Linked DNA regions of Homo sapiens: region 2 is linked to region 1. Evidence: chromatin loops called from intact Hi-C (ENCODE). Cell type or tissue: heart right ventricle. All regions are shown on one strand.

Region 1 (8,000 bases):
AATTGATTGAACAGGGCCATAGGTTTACTTCCCTGGGCCAATTAATTTGGTATCTCTGAAGGTAGGTGTTGGGGAGTCAGAATCATTTTTTTCACAGTTCCCCAGACAATTCTAATACACAGCTTGGGCTGAGGCTGAGTACCACAGATCTAGGAAGCTGCTACTTATAGAACCAAGGGAAATGCACTTTAGCAAAATAAAGACTCCTTCTAGGAAGCAGATAATCCCCTCATTCATCTATTCTGCAAATCCAGATTTTTAAAAAGCTCTTGATGCTGATATAATATCCTCCATTACCAAAACCTCTGGGTCACAGGCTCTTTTGAAATCAATGCCTCCTGATTAAAAAATTACAAGAGCCTCTTACAGATTGGGCACAGCACACTATGTTGATGCTTGGAAAGAGGGGAGCCGATGAGAAGGAGAACTCTCCTTACCTTTCTCCTGAGAGAAGGTGGATCTGAGGCCCCCAAACTGCCTTTGTGATTGAAAAAAAAAATCCTAAGCAGAACATCTGTGTGCAAACCCACCTAGCAGTGGACACCATCATCATTTGGCTGCTGAACTGTTCTGCCATGTAAGGCCAAAGGTCAATCCCTTGGCTTAATCAAATCCTTTCCTATGAAAGAAATATGCCCCACAAATAAATGCCAAATATATCTAATACGCTATGAGGATGTGAAGGAAAACAGCACTTACAGACTATAAAAATGACCAATGACATGTTGCAGTAAAATAACTTATGCAAAGGATTTTAACGTTCCAGTGCTTGGAGACTCTCCGAGCTGCCAAAAAGCCCTTTTTTAAATTCCAAAAACCTCTTTATCATTTGCTCCAAAACGGAGCAGGCCTTGCTTCAGGTTAATAGATTATTTTTGAAATGTAGAAGTAGTAATAATAATAGTGGTAGTAGTACTTGATACCATTTTCTGAGTGCCTATCATGTTTTAGGTAAGCAAGAACTGGGTTCACACTCTGGTGGTCACCAGGTCTGTGGCCTCGGCTCAGTGGCTTAACCACTCAGGTTTCCTCATTTGTACCATGAGGATATAAATAATACCTCCTCCCAGAGCTGTTTTCAGTCTCTGCTGGCCCATTGCTCTGCTCTACAGATGAAGTCACACCCTCGCAATCATGGTTCTCACTGGATGCTCAATGTTTGTAGAGGTTTTAAGTGGTTTCATTGATTTCATTAAACAACATTGCTGGATTTAACAGAACAAATATCCTGTAATTATGTTAGCTAATATCTTTTTTGGATACAGTGGTCAAGTTTCAGAGGACACGTTGGACCTATGAGTCATACTATAATGAGAAACACCTGGTATCCTTAGGTATTCTATGTCAACCCCTAGTTTGGCTCAAATTCAGATCACTGCCCTTTGAGATTTTGTCTAGTCCAGGGGTCAGCATATCTGGCTAGCATCTTGTTTTTGCAAATAAAGTCTGTTTATATATAGTCAATGGCTGTTTGTGTGCTACAACAGCAGAGCTGAATAGTTGCAACAGAAATAGTGCAGTCCATGAAGCTTAAAATATTTACTATCTGACCATTTACAAAAATGTCTGCCAATCCCTCCCTGGTCTAGTCTGCTGTTTGCCAGTACACATCACAAAAGAACTTGTTTGAACTTCAGAGGTAAGAAGAGCAAGCTCTTTAGGGTAACTCATCCCCTTACTGGTTTGCATGTGGACGCCAGTGCCTTCTGCACAGTGGGAAGTGTGATTTGAACTAGTGCCTCTTGAAATATCTTCTTTCGGATGGTGCTGCTGTCATAATCATATTGCTGTCAATAAAGAAACATATGTTAAATAGTAACATTACAATCTGTTGACTTATGTTTACTCAAAAAACTCAGCCACCCACTTCACCTCTCTTTTCCTCCTAATGTCTGAGAACTCTTGTATTTCCAAGGCCTCAGAGATCTTTCCATGTAATTCCCTCACACTGCAGGCACAGGTTATAACTGATAATGACCCATCTCACTCTTACCTTTTACAGGTATGGAAACTGAGGCAAGATCAAAACAGAATGGTGAGTTCTGCATTATAAAGAAGTTGGGGATAGAACTGGGGGGTGAGTTTGTATTTTATTACTCCTGTCCCAGGTAGGTCCATGGAAACCATGATCATCTATTACTCCACATCTTCAAACCAGGGTCAGTGGGTTGTAATGATTTGAACAAGGGAAGAGAAGGCCTGGCTAGTGGCTCCATTAACACTGTGACATGTTAACCAAAGAAGTTCAGTATCCAGAACAAGAAAGATGACGATTCTGTCTGTTCTGCATTGGACATCCCAACATGGAGACCAGGATTTAATTGTGGATCTCACTTCAAGGGGATCACAGATAAATAAGAGTATAGTCATAGGCAGCGAGAAGAATGGTCAGGCCAAGTGAAGAATAGTTAAAGAGATGAAGGTGTTTATACTGGAGATAATAAGTTAGGGCAAGTTATAACTCTATTCAAACAACCAAAGGCTGCCACGTGGAAGAAGGTTATGAATGAAGGGGGTAGAACTGGAATAACCAGTGGTGAGAACTTTGGCCTAACATGAGAAAGCATGTTCTTGCTGTCAAGAACTAAAATGGGCTATCCTGAGAGGTAGAAAGTATCCTGCCAGTGCAGGTGTCGGAGCACTAGTGGGACCACCCCTTGAGGGAACCTGCTGAACACTGAATATGAAGTTGAACTAAAGGCACTCAAAATCTCTTTGAAACCTGAGGTCCTAATATTTCAACACCTTTCTACATTTTTTCTTCCTTTCTTTCTGTACGCTAAAGCATTTGACACTGACACTATCTTTTTTTTTTTAGTTGCATTGCAATTTCATCATTATGTGTGTTATCATGAGCAATATTGGTGTTTTTTTTTTTGTTTTTTTGTTTTTTGTTTTTTGAGATAGAGTCTCACTCTGCCACCCAGAGCTGGAGTATAGTGGCACAATCTCCGCTCACTGCAAGCTCCACCTCCCAGGTTCACGCCATTCTCCTGTCTCAGCCTCCCGAGTAGCTAGGACTACAGGTGCCCACCACCACACCCGGCTAGTTTTTTGTATTTTTAGTAGAGACGGGGTTTCACCGTGTTAGCCAGGATGGTCTCGATCTCCTGACCTCGTGATCTGCCCGCCTCGGCCTCCCAAAGTGCTGGGATTACAGGCGTGAGCCACTGTGCCCGGCCCCAATATTGTTTTTAATATCAATGATTTAGTTGCTAGAGTTTCCTCTTGCCTGTGAGGCATCAAGATCAAGTCTGAAATTCAGAGACCACCCCTAGGCTCTGTGGGACTTTGATCTTCTGTTCCAAGGCAATGTTTAGGGGAACTAGAAGGCAGTAAAAAAAATTAGTGGACTAGGTGTATGATCGTTTATCCTTAAGCTCACCATTGATCAGCCTGTTGAGCTTAATTAAGTCACATTAGCTTTTACAGAATCAGTTCCTCATCTGTACAATGGGGGAATATTCTAGTTAATGCACAAGTTCTTGTGGGGATCAGGTAAGAGGCTTTAAAATATAACATATATGTGAAAGCTCCTATTATTAAAACTATTTTAATAAACACTCTGAAGTACATTTAAAACAATTTCATATGGTAGATTTCTTTTCTTTGGAGTATTTCCTTTGCCATGAGGTTCTGATTTTTCAAAATCAATAAATTATTCGCCAGTTTAATGGATTTTACTATATTGTAACCTCTTTGAAGAAAGAGGCTGTGCCTTGCCTACTTTTACATCCCATGCAGTGCTTATAGTGGACAGCTAATACGTGTTTGTCGAGTTGGATCTCTATGAAGGCTGGGACGCGGGGCCTGTAGCTGTGGGTAATGATGCTGAGGACCAGCAGTGGCCGCTAGATGGCAGAAGAGGCATGGAAGTCACACTGGAGAAACTGCAGCGGACTGACAGTCACTGGACTTGGGAGAGAAAGGAGTGGGGAAAGATTAGAGCCAAGGAGAGAACTTGGTATTTTCCACTTTACAAAAGAAACAGGGGTCACGTTCTCTTTTTATGCTTCCCACAAACAAGAGAACGGTTTTACCTTTAAGACTCGGAGTTTAACCTTCTCAATGGCAACTGCAGTTTTGGAGGCCTCTCCTTGGAGATGTGGGGAAAGCAACTGCTCAAAAGTGAACACTGCATTCTCCATTAGCTAGAAACCAGAAGCGACACAGAAACAGACAACAGTCAGGGGCTGGGATCACCACCCACAGGCCTGGCTAAGTGGGACTGCAGAGTAGGGGCCATCAGAGATGAGTCCCCTCGGCTGCTATTCGGTGGGGGTACCCAAGGCAACATCACCCCATCACCAGGGCTGTGAAACAAATGGTCACGTGGTCACAGTGGGAGCAGGAAGAAGTTGGAAAACCCAAGGCCATGGGACTGAGCAAGCATTCTGTCATCTCCCGTGGGCACTCCTATTCTTTGATACCTGCAGCCACTGATTAAGGGATGAGGCTGGAGCCTTCTTCAACTAGTTTTTGGTGGCACCTCCACTTTAAGTAGATGTAAACCGCTCCACAGCTTATCTCTCCCTCTCTCTGCAGGGCTGGGAAGAGAGGCAGGGTCAGGGATGGGTGGGGACAGTGGCTGACATGTTCATGGGTCAGAAAGCAGAAGTAGTTCAGGTATCTTATTCTCTGCACCTTTGCCTGTGTTCCCGTCACCAGGGTCCAGTATTACGAAAGAGACTTCTGCTAAACTGTTGCCCAATTTTGTTCCTCGTTCCTCTTTCATCCCTCACAACTCAAGGGTTAGTTAGCTAAAATGTATCACTTAATCCTGCCCATAACCTTTATGAAAAAAAAAGTTCTCCTTTCTTCCCCAAGCCCGTGGTCCCAAAGCATCCAATATATACCTTTTTTTTTTTTTTTTTTTTTGAGACACGGTTTCACTTTGTCATCCAGGCTGGAGTAGTGCAGTGGCACACTCTTGGTTCACTGCAACCTCTGCCTCCAGGGTTCAAGCGAGTCTCGTGCTTCAGCCTCCAAGTAGCTGGGACTACAGGTGTGCACCACCATGCCCAGCTAATTTTTTTGTATTTTTAGTAGAGATGGGGTTTCACCATGTTGGCCAGGCTGGTCTTAAACTCCTGACTTCAAGTGATCCACCCGCCTCGGTCTCCCAAAATGCTGGGATTACAGGCGTGAGCCACTGTGCCTGGCCACAATATATACCTTTATCATACCTTCAACATTGTAGTGAATTTATCTAAGAATTTGTCTCACTCAAGCTCCCTGAAGTGGGATCTGGTACAGTGTCCGGCCCACAGTAATCTCTCCTCAGAATATCTGTGTGAAATGGCATGGTGTCCTTTAGAGCTTTGGTGACCGTACCCCTTATTCATTTAGGAAACACTATAATACGGAAGGAGTTTGTGCTATTCATTCCTGTTACTGGGGAAAAGGTTCCTTATGAAAAAAAAAAAAAAGAAACCTGTCAAGTAGACTCAAGAAATTCAAATATGAAGCTGTGATTGATTGATTGGTTTACTCTTAATTACGTTAGGGAATTAATTTAAGCCAGTGGCTCTCAATCCTGGCTGCATATTAGAAACAGTAGGAATCAGGGTAGGGAAGTTCTATCAAAAAGTAGCCATATAGGCTGGGTGTGGTGGCTTATGCCTGTAATCCCAGCACTTTGGGAGGCCGAGGTGGGCAGTTCACTTGAGGTCAAGAGTTTGAGACCAGCCTGGCCAACACAGTAAAAACCCCATCTCTACTAAAAATACAAAAATTAGCCAGACATGGTGGCACATGCCTGTAGTCCCAGCTACTCAGGAAGTTGAGGCAAGACAATCACTTGAACCCGGGAGGCAAAGGTTGCATGCAGTGAGCCAAGATCATGCCACTGCACGCCAGCCTGGACATCAGTATTTCCCCCAGGTGATTCCAATGTGTAGCCAAGGTTACAGCACTGATTTGACAAATCAAGTAGTTATCAATTAATGCTACTTTATTTTTCTGAGCTATGTCTTGTCTATGATGTTCATCCACATGGATGGAAGATGAAGCCAGTGGAGGGACAGAACGTGTCCTCCCGCAACATGATGGCTAAAGAGACGCGACGTATTTCCCTGAGCTACACTAGCAGCTGGTCTCACTGGCCAGCACCCATTTCTCTGCTCTCTCTTTACCCTCATCCACCACGGATGCCCCTGCCACACCCACCTCCTGCATGTAGTTCTGTGTCCTCTGAACCACCAGATCAATGTGGGGGAATCTGAAGCGGCTCTTGAGATCCTGCAGGCGCTCGTGAAGCAGGTTGACTTTAGTATAACAAGGTTCCATCTTCACGGAATGCAGCGGAAGATTCATAAGCCGGTCTAGATGCTGCATTTTGGTGAAGGGAAACATTAAACACCCTCAGAATGAGGAGCGGTATTGCATATATATTGCATATTACATACATTCTAAGCAATCAAATGCAAGTTGTTAAAGTGAATCACTACTTGGATCCCTACATCTGTGACACCTTCAACTGTCTTATTTTCCTCCTGCAGTGGGTTCCTAGGGTAGCTGTAATGCTAGGACAGAAACCAGCAGAAACACCAACTGGATGAGAGGAAGACCCAGCGGTGCACCCACGGGGACTCCAGTCTTTGTAAGCTGTTGATGGACTCTAATCTCCCACTTCCAGAGCTCAAGAACCAGACAGGTAGGCTCTGATACGTGGTTGCTGCTGGGCCCCCAGGCTTCCAAAATCTTCTTTAGTGAGTGACACTCCTCTCAAAAAACGCCAGGGAGGTCAGGATGCTCCCTGGACTCCTGGACTTTGGAAGGGAAGCCAGAGTTCCTCACAATTCTATGAGGATCTGCCAGGGCCCACAGGGCTTCTCTCTGCTATAGGTTGCTTTAGGTGCTAGTGGATGGGAAGTGGATAGGCAGAGCCCTGTACTGGGAGAGGTATCCAGTTTGAAGAACTGGGGTCCCTCCTACTCTAGTTTGCACTCAGTCAATGAGGCCATTGGGCTTCCAGCATCATACCTCACCTGCTAAAGCCCTAAAGTGTTATCAACAAATGTTGTTGCAACAGAATGCATTCTGTTTTCCAAGCTTAGTTTAAAATCATTTTTTAAAGGAAATACTGGAGGTTTAAAATAAACAGGGGAATGGGTGGAGCAGAAGAAGGCAGAAAGAAAGGTTCTGAAAATGGAGGCTCTAGAGAGAACTGGGGAGTGAGGCAGGTTACATATGAATAATATAAGATGCACTGTCCGACTTTCAGCTCACGCAGAAGAGATAATCTAGATTTCTAGATTTCTCTAAACAGGAATTTTAAGAGGGCCCACTCTCATTATGCTTTAAAGGGAAAATACTGCTCCCTTTATGAAGTGAGTTATGGAGAGGTCCACTGAAGTGAAGTAAGGATCAAAAGCATGCTGTGGAACTTGCAGCTCCTCACCAAATGGAATGTGTCTATTTTTAAAAAATATCAATTAAGCAGACAGAAGAGGAAAAATGGGTTCCCACTTTGCTCCTATCAGATTGGCAAAAGTTTAATCAAATGATAACACCTATAGCTGATAGCAGTATGGGGGAGAAAGCCCTTATCATACACAATTAGTGGAAATGTAAAATTTAAATCCTTTTTTTTGAAATGCAATGGAAACATTTTTTAACATGAGAAATGTACTTTCAACCTGGCTATCTTGTCTTAGGAGAATATACTATAGAAATAAATACATCAGGGTATATGTGTGTGTATATATATATATACACATATATATGTGTGTGTGTATATATATATACACATATATATGTGTGTGTGTATATATATATACATATATATGTGTATACATAAAAATATTAATTTATTATGCTTTATTCATAATGCCAGCAATATTGAGATGAATGAATAAATCATGGTGTATCCATACATGAAACATCATGCAGCCATTACAAAGAAAGATTTAGAGCTAAAACAGTTACCTTGGAAACAGTTTCATGGGGTATTTTTGGAAGAGAAACTGATAAGCAGAGTAATGTATAAAATATAATCC
Region 2 (8,000 bases), 360 kb after region 1:
TGAATGTAAATGTTGATTTGTAATACTAGTGATGAAATAGTTCTGTTTATACTATGCTTTATTTTGTGCTTTTTAAAATTCATTTTCTTTATTGCATTCTTAGGACAAGAAAGAGAGAAAAACCCCAGCAAGTTCTACTAGTTCATCTTCTATAAGATCAGTTTCATCAGAAAAGAGAAAACTGGTGAGTGTCTAGATATAACTAACTAAAAGTTATTTATGCTAAAGTTTTAATCGACAGTGTTTGTGATATAAATTCCTCCTATACTTTTTGATAGCCAATAGAAAGTCAGTGTTGTTTTCTTTCTTCTACTCACCAAACCATTTATCAAGTTTTATTATTTCTTGTACTGTTAGGCCCTACCATGTGGGATTAGACAACTGTCATGGCTATAAATTTAGACAGTTCTTAAGTCCTCTCACATATATATGGTTTTATATATATATATTTTTTTTGAGACAGAGTCTTACTCTGTTGCCCCAGGCTGGAGTGCAGTGGTGCCACCTTGGCTCACTGCAACCTCTACCTCCTGTGTTCAAGCGATTCTCCTGCCTCAGGCTCCTTAGTAGCTGGGATTACAGGCGTGCACCACCAGGCTCAGCTAATTTTTGTATTTTTAGTAGAGAAAGGGTTTTACCTTGTTGACCAGGATGGTCTCAAACTCCTGACCTCAAGTGATCTGCCCGCCTCAGCCTCCCAGAGGTTATATTTGTCTCCTTTTGAGGTAGCCAAGGCAGATACATTGTTTGCATTTTCAGATTCAGAAATCGAAGTCTAGAAGGTTAAGTGACTTTTCCAAGGCCACAAAACTGTGTACAGCAACAGAGCCAAGTCCAGAGTTCTTTCCACTGTCATACAAATAGTTAGAAACAGTGACAGCAGATTAAACACAATACGCTAATCCATAGGTTAGTGGTAATGTACTTAGAACATTCAGGTTGAAGTTATGTACATATCCAGGATAGCTACATAGTTGTGGTGGGTATAAGATAAGGTAGTGGAAGTTCCAGGGATGCAGAATTATGTTTTAAGAATTTACTTGTTTTCATATAATTAAGCTGCGGTTTCTATTTATTTTTGCAATATTAACCTTCTTGAAACACCGATTTCATCCCATTTCTCCTCTGCTGAAAATCTTTACTCACTATTTGCCATTCAGGGCTCTCTCAAATTTGTTCATACCTTAACTATCCAGTTTTCTTTTTTTTGTTGTTTTCCCTTCTTCCTTGAAAGAGGCCCTCTTGCCTTTCGCTAGGCTGGTTTATTTTCTTTCTGCTGAATTTATACCAGTTATCCTCAGTTTCTCAGAATGCCTTCTTTTACTCGTCTTTCAAGCTTTATTATTTATTGTTATTTTGTCCACCTGTTTTCCTAGGTACTTTTCCTCTTTAGGTGGTTGGTATTTTGAACTGTTTTAGCACTTTTTGACTCTTCTGCTTTGACACTTACTTACATCATTATAGTAGGTTATTTGTACATGTTCTACTTCTCGTCTTTATTATTTTATGTAAAACTATAAGCTCTAAGCTCTTTAGGACATGGATTATATTTTATGTCTCTCTTACCTTTCTTGTGCTTGGCCCAGTTTCCTCAGAGTACGTAGAGAGATAGGATGGTAGCGTAGAGAGAGTCAGACAGATCTATTTACAGATGACAGATGACTGCTCTGCTGTGGACTTGCTCTGTGACTTTAAGGAAGATGCCTACCTCTGTTTGAGTTTTGTGAAACGGGGATGATGATAATATCCATCTCACCGGATTACTGGAAAGATTAAGTAAAAGTATTGTGTCAGCCTATTCACTATCATAAACTGTGGAAAAAAATATGTACCAGTGCACAATTTATGTGTCCTTTTTTTATTTATTTCAGAAATCAGATCATACAGATGTTCTGTACTATAATATAAAAAGAAGACAAGGACTGAAAAGGTAAATTTCTCCTTTTTCTTTTTACTGTTTTGGTTTAGAATTATGAGACTAAATATTTGGATTTAAAAATTTTTTTTATTTACTTTGAAGAGGACTGCTTTGCATGCAAATATCTCTAGCTATATAACTGATTATGATTATAGAATTGTCTTAATATTAACTATATTTAAGAAAAAGTTGAGTGAAATAAAAATCTATGAAAACTATTGTGTAAATGACACTCAAATGTGCATTTTAATCTCAAGTGATTTGATTTTGGCACATGATTGTAACATGCGTAACTTCATTACATACACTAGTGAAGTAAGTTATGAGGCTAATTTAGAGATTTTGGATAAATCATTTTCATATATTACCCGTGAAGAGAGTATGTATCTTATAGAATTGATATGGCTTTAAAACCGTGTTGATTAACCAGTATGTGATTATAGCTAGAGAACTTGGGGAATGATGGTTGGAATAATGGAAATTATTATTCTTTAATTTCTGCACTTTTTGGATAAAAATTTCAGTGAAATTTTGGTGCAGAAAGTACTTGCTGCTAATGGGGATAAATAAGTATACAAAGTTATAACGTGTGATAAAACTTGGTAAGATCAAGGTTTCTCCAAAAATAAGAAGTTAAGGGAAAACAAGTAAGATGGCATTAAATATTACAAATAAAAGCTCTGCTTCCCAAACAATCTCAGTTAGTGTTTGCTAAAAACAAAAAAATTCAACTCGCCTCTGTCTTTTGTTCACTTTTTCTTCTGAATCATCTCCTGATACTTTGCTTCTGTGTTATTCTCTGTTGAAGTATATTCTTGCACTAATTTCATATTATGTTGACTATCCCTTGCTACATTTTTTGAACCATTTTAATGCCTTTTACACTGATATCCTTTTTTTTTTTTTTTTTAAATTTTAAGTTCTAAAACACTATTTGACTTTAAACTAGTTACCTTTTGTTTAAGGACACATTTTTTGGCCCTTGATATTATATCAATATATACAAGAGGGTAAAATATAAAATGTTTTATAAAAATCTCCGTATTAATTCAGCTCTAGAGAAGTTTCTGAAATTGGTGTGCAAACAGTGAAAGCCATAATACAGATGAAAAATTAGAGATAATTTTATCATTTGGAAAGGCGGTTACAGTGCACCATTACTGTAATTCCTGTTCCATGATTTGAATACATAGAAATGTATTAGCAGTAAAAATATAAGCAAGAAGCTGGGCACAATGGGTCATACCTGTATTCCCAGCACTTTGGGAGGCCGAGGTGGGAGGAAGGCTTGAGGCCAGGAGTTTGAGACCAGCCTGGGCGATGTAGTGAGACCCCATCTCTACACACACAATTTTTTTTTCAGAACTTAAATGCTAACTTCAGCCCAGGATTAATTTTTTTTTTTTTTTACAGCTAAACTAAAAATTACTACATGGGAACATCAATGCAACACACAAGTAAAATTTGTAAACTCAAGGCACAAACTTATAGTTAATGAGTTAATGATCATGGTAAGGGACATTGCCAAAGAGCTATTGATGCCTCAGTGAAGTCTGAAAGAAACTGCCTTCTCTGAAGGCAGAGAAGAAATATGCAAGCAATTCTGCTTCAAAGAAATTTGCACAGAAAGAGAAAATGCTAGAGCCGTTACCATAAGTGAAATTGCAAAGCCTCAGCATGTTCAACTCAATCCACAAAGCACCAAATGTTAAATTGGAGCCAAGGTAGAATTTGAACATTCAATTTTCAGCTTTGCAACTCTCAGAGCACAACAGTTTCAGGTGTGGAAACCAACTGTAGGCAAGCTCTTTTAAAAACCTGAATTTTATACACCGTAAATTCTAAAACAGAGCAGACACTTCTGCGTTATTGTTCCAGTTTCTGAAGGGCACCACAAGGCATCAGGGTCTCTTTCAAAGTCACTGGCTGCAACAATTCTGTCTTCCTAACTTTGGTAGCCCCCTCTGGTGGTTCTCTAGCCTTTGTACGCACTGAGGCACACCACTGTTTGTACAATGACTTCTGACATTAAATCCTGTCATGGCCTAAGTAGCATGAAGCAGCTGTTCCCTGGGTACCTCATGTCTCCTTGGCATGGGAGGTTTCCCAGTGACTTCTTCGTGCCCCCATTCAGGAGAGCCTCCAGAGCTCTCGGCACAAAGGGCCCCTAACTCTGGGTCCCACACAGGAGGCCACATCTGGAAGCTCTATTCCTCTAGCTCCCTCTGCTGGAAACCAAAGTGACAGTTTGTTGCAAAGACCTGTAGAAACAGATTATGTATAAACTCATTCTTGTACGCATTTACTTAATTTAGAACCTGGGACTTTTTAACAGTCGTTGTCCAGACCTTTTATGGTGGGTGATGGACTATGCAGCAGTGCTGAAGGAGCACTGTTTCTTTCTATAGGACTATAGGAAGAAAAGGATTAGTATACATAATTGTGTACATCAAGACAAATTTATAATAAAAAAAGAAAGATGAAGGGCCCAGAAACCTGCATTTTATTGACACTGTCATTTTCCACAGGGAATCTTAGGCAGACGTCACCTGTTTTCTTTTAAGTAATGAGAGAAGCCCACTTGTATTCCTGAATCATTTTTTGAGAAAAGCACCAGAGACGATTGACAGTCACACTTTTTAAAATAAAACAGTGACTACCTCTAGCCTACATCTCCCCACCCTCATCTACCTGCCCAATGGTTGTCAGTTCCCCTAAAGTCACCGTCTCCTTCTATTCTGGTATTACCATTAGAATTGAAATTTTCAAACAGGAAAAAAAAAAAAGTCTAGTTACAAATGAGTGCATGGCATCCCGAATGAAGCCCTTTGACTGTGATTTCTAATTTTCTGTTCAATCCATACTGCACAGATACAAGGATGAACCACCATTTTGGTTCCCAAGTTTTATTCAAGAATTCGTATAAAATATTCCACATAAGTGAATTTTAATCCTCGTCTTCCTCCTCTTGTTTGTTCTGGTTAATTTGGAAGTAACGTAATTCATAACCCCTTTTGCTGTTAGCAGTTACGCACGTCCAATCACGTAGATTGTTCTTCTTCAAATATTTCTTATTTCAAATACCTTTTGGGAAGAGGCATCTCGGAAGTCATGGTGATCTTGCCCTTGCTCCTTTTGATCACAACCCCTCCAATGACATTCCTAGCTTTTCTGCTCACTTTGATCCTCTCTTGCAAAAACTGCTCAAAATTGGCAGCATCCATGATCCGTCTTCTATGGGGTGGGTGCAATCAAGAGTGAACTTCAGAACCTGCTTCTTTTTTTTTTGCCCCCCTTTACCACAAGGTTTTTCATGGATGCCATGGTGGCAGTGAAGGCAGAAAGGGCATTTTTTTTTTCTGTTGCCTAGGCTGGAGTGCAGTGGCACAGTCTCGGCTCACTGCAGCCTCCAACTCTTGGGCTCAAGTGATCCTCCCACTTCAGCCTCCCAAGTAAGTAGCTGGGACTACAGGCGCATGCCACCACTGCACTTCAGCCTGGGTGATAGATTGAGACTCTGTCAAACCAACAAAGACATACCTACATTCATGCATGCATATATGATGAAAACTCAGGTGAAACTCCTATAAAAACTCTGTTTATGGTTTGCTCTTACATAATTAATTATTTGAGAAGTCACTTGTTAAATGTGTCTCTCTTGCTGGGCTGTAACCTAATTAAGGGTAAAGACTCTATCTGCTGTGTCCTCTACTGCCTCTTGGGTGCCTACCAGAGTGATGGCACTGAAAAGGCACACATTTACTGATATAAATTAATAGATTGTGTTTGACATTTTTCCCCTTTTTTTCTCACTACAAAGTAATATCTACTTTTATTAAGCAGGAAAATATAATTATCACCTCTAGCTATTGCTGTTTCTAACATTTTAGCACCTTTCTGGCCTTTTTACTATGCTTGTTTAAGATGTTGAGACCATATTATATGTACAGATTTGTATCCTGCTTGTTTTTGATTTTCAATATGTTTTATGTCACTGAAGACTTTTCATAAACATCCTTTTAAAAAACTGTGATATTCCGTCATATGAATATGTCACTTTTTAAAGTCATTTCCAAAATTTTAGCAGTTACTTTGTACCTGATTGTTTTGCTATTATAAGTAATCCTGAATTAAATATCTTTTAATATTTTTTTCATGTGTGATTTTCTTCACCTTGGTATGGTTTCTAAAATGAGAATTTCAGATGTAAAAAAATGACCATTTTTAGAGTTTTTAATTTATATTCACATTTCTTTGTGGGACTGTTATGTTGTTTTACATTTCTACCAGCAACATGTGAGAGTGTCCATTTTACAACCCCTTGCGAGTATTTGATGTTATTGTAAAATCTTTGCTAATTTGATAGAAGAAAATGGTATGGGCCAGCTGCGGTGGCTCACACCTGTAATCCCAGCACTTTGGGAGGCCGAGGTGGGCAGATCACGAGGTCAAATCGAGACCATCCTGGCCAACATGATGAAACCCCGTCTCTACTAAAATACAAAAAACTAGCCGGGCGTGGTGGTGTGTGCCTGTAGTCCCAGCTACTTGGGAGGCTGAGGCAGGGGAATCGCTTGAACCTGGGAGGCGGAGGTTGTGGTGAGCCAAGATTGCACCACTGCAGTCCAGCCTGGCGACAAAGCGAGACTCCGTCTCAAAAAAAAAAAAAAAAAAAGAAGAAAATGGTATGTTATTGTTATTATTAGCATGTCTGTGATTGCTAGAGAAGTCAAACTTTTTAAAAATGTTTATTAGCTGTTTTCTTTTATTAATTTTCTGTTTATGCCCTATTCTAGAATCTTAGTAGTTTTTGGTGAGCTTTTTATCTACTAAGGCTAGTAAGCTTATTAACATTATTTTGCTAGAAGTTAGTACATCTAACAAATACCATTTCCTAGTTCTTTAAATTTTTATTAATTTTTAATACGCTAAAGTTTTAAAGTAAATAGTCACATATTATCAGTGTTATCCTTTGTTATTTCTCCCACTGTTTTTAAGTTTGGGAAGTTCTCTATTAAGAAATCAGGTTGGGCGTAGTGGCTCATGCCTGTAGCCTCAGCACACTGGGGAGGCTAAGGTGGGCAGATTGCTTGAGCCCAGGAGTTCGACCAGCCTGGGCAACATGGTGAAACCCTGTCTCTACCAAAAAAAAAAAAAAAAAAAAATACAAAAATTAGCCAGATGTGGTAGTGTGCATCTGTAGTGCCAGCTACTCAGGAGGCTGAGGCAGGAGGATCTCTTGAGCCTGATATGTTGAGTTTGGAGTGAGCCAAGATCGCGCCACTGCACTCCAGCCTGGTGACAAAGTGAGGCGCTGTCTCAAAAAAAGAAAAAGAGAAATCGGATAGGCCGGGGTACAGTGGCTCACACCTGTAATCCCAGCACCTTGGGAGGCCGAGGCAAGTGGATTGCTTGAGCCCAGGAGTTTGAGACCAGCCTGGGCAACATAGCAAAACCTTGTCACTACAAAAAAATTACAAAAATTAGCTAGGCATTGTGGCATGCTCCTGTAGTCCCAGTTACGTGGTAGTCTGGGAGGTAGAAGGATTTCCTGAGCCTGGGAGGTTGAAGCTGCAGTGAGCCATGTTTGCATCACTGCACTCTAGCCTAGGCAACAGAGTGAGAACCCGTCTCAAAAAAAATGAAATCACACATACGTTCTGTTTTTCCTCACTGGTTTTTAAGGGTTTAATATGAAGCACAAAATTATTATGATAATAATAATTATTTTACACTTAAGCATTTAGTCCATTTGGAATTTATGTTGTTTGTTACTATTTAAAGTTGTAATTTTTTTTTCCAAATAGCAAACTAATTATTCTAACACCATTAAGTGAGTAATCCTTTCCACTTCATTCTTAATGTAGCTATTTCTACTTTTTATGAAGCTTAATGTCAGCCCAATTCTGTTATTCTAACTAAAATGATAGAGTGCAACATTATGTATAATTATAATGTAACCTAGGTTTCTGTGCTGTTTTACAGATTGAGTGTAGAAATTGACACTCTCAGAAGGAGACCAAAAATCGGTTCTTCATCCCAAAGACCTATTAAACTCAAAGAAGCATCATATTCAAATGAT

The links. Peaks named below come from ENCODE experiments on the same cell type or tissue, not always from the same donor. Only the 100,000 strongest peaks of a DNase experiment are listed, where the experiment ranks them.
Region 2: a loop joins it to region 1, with 2.5 times the contacts of the local background. A loop is called at or near these places in 68 of 110 quality-filtered maps.

Annotation. Positions count from the first base shown.
Region 1 is chr1:184,801,906-184,809,905 of GRCh38, forward strand. NIBAN1 (niban apoptosis regulator 1) reads right to left here. Exons shown (of 14, transcript NM_052966.4): 10 at 6,169-6,330; 11 at 4,041-4,151; 12 at 1,680-1,787. Among named protein-coding and RNA genes, the nearest start is that of EDEM3, 51 kb to the left of the region's middle. In heart right ventricle, a CTCF peak has its summit at 3,852 (motif pointing right); a DNase peak (open chromatin) is centred at 3,856; H3K27ac peaks cover 732 bases.
Region 2 is chr1:185,166,469-185,174,468 of GRCh38, forward strand. SWT1 (SWT1 RNA endoribonuclease homolog) reads left to right here. Exons shown (of 19, transcript NM_017673.7): 3 at 104-184; 4 at 1,872-1,930; 5 at 7,904-8,000. It also overlaps the pseudogene RPL22P24. Among named protein-coding and RNA genes, the nearest start is that of SWT1, 13 kb to the left of the region's middle. In heart right ventricle, a CTCF peak has its summit at 4,127 (motif pointing left); a DNase peak (open chromatin) is centred at 3,985.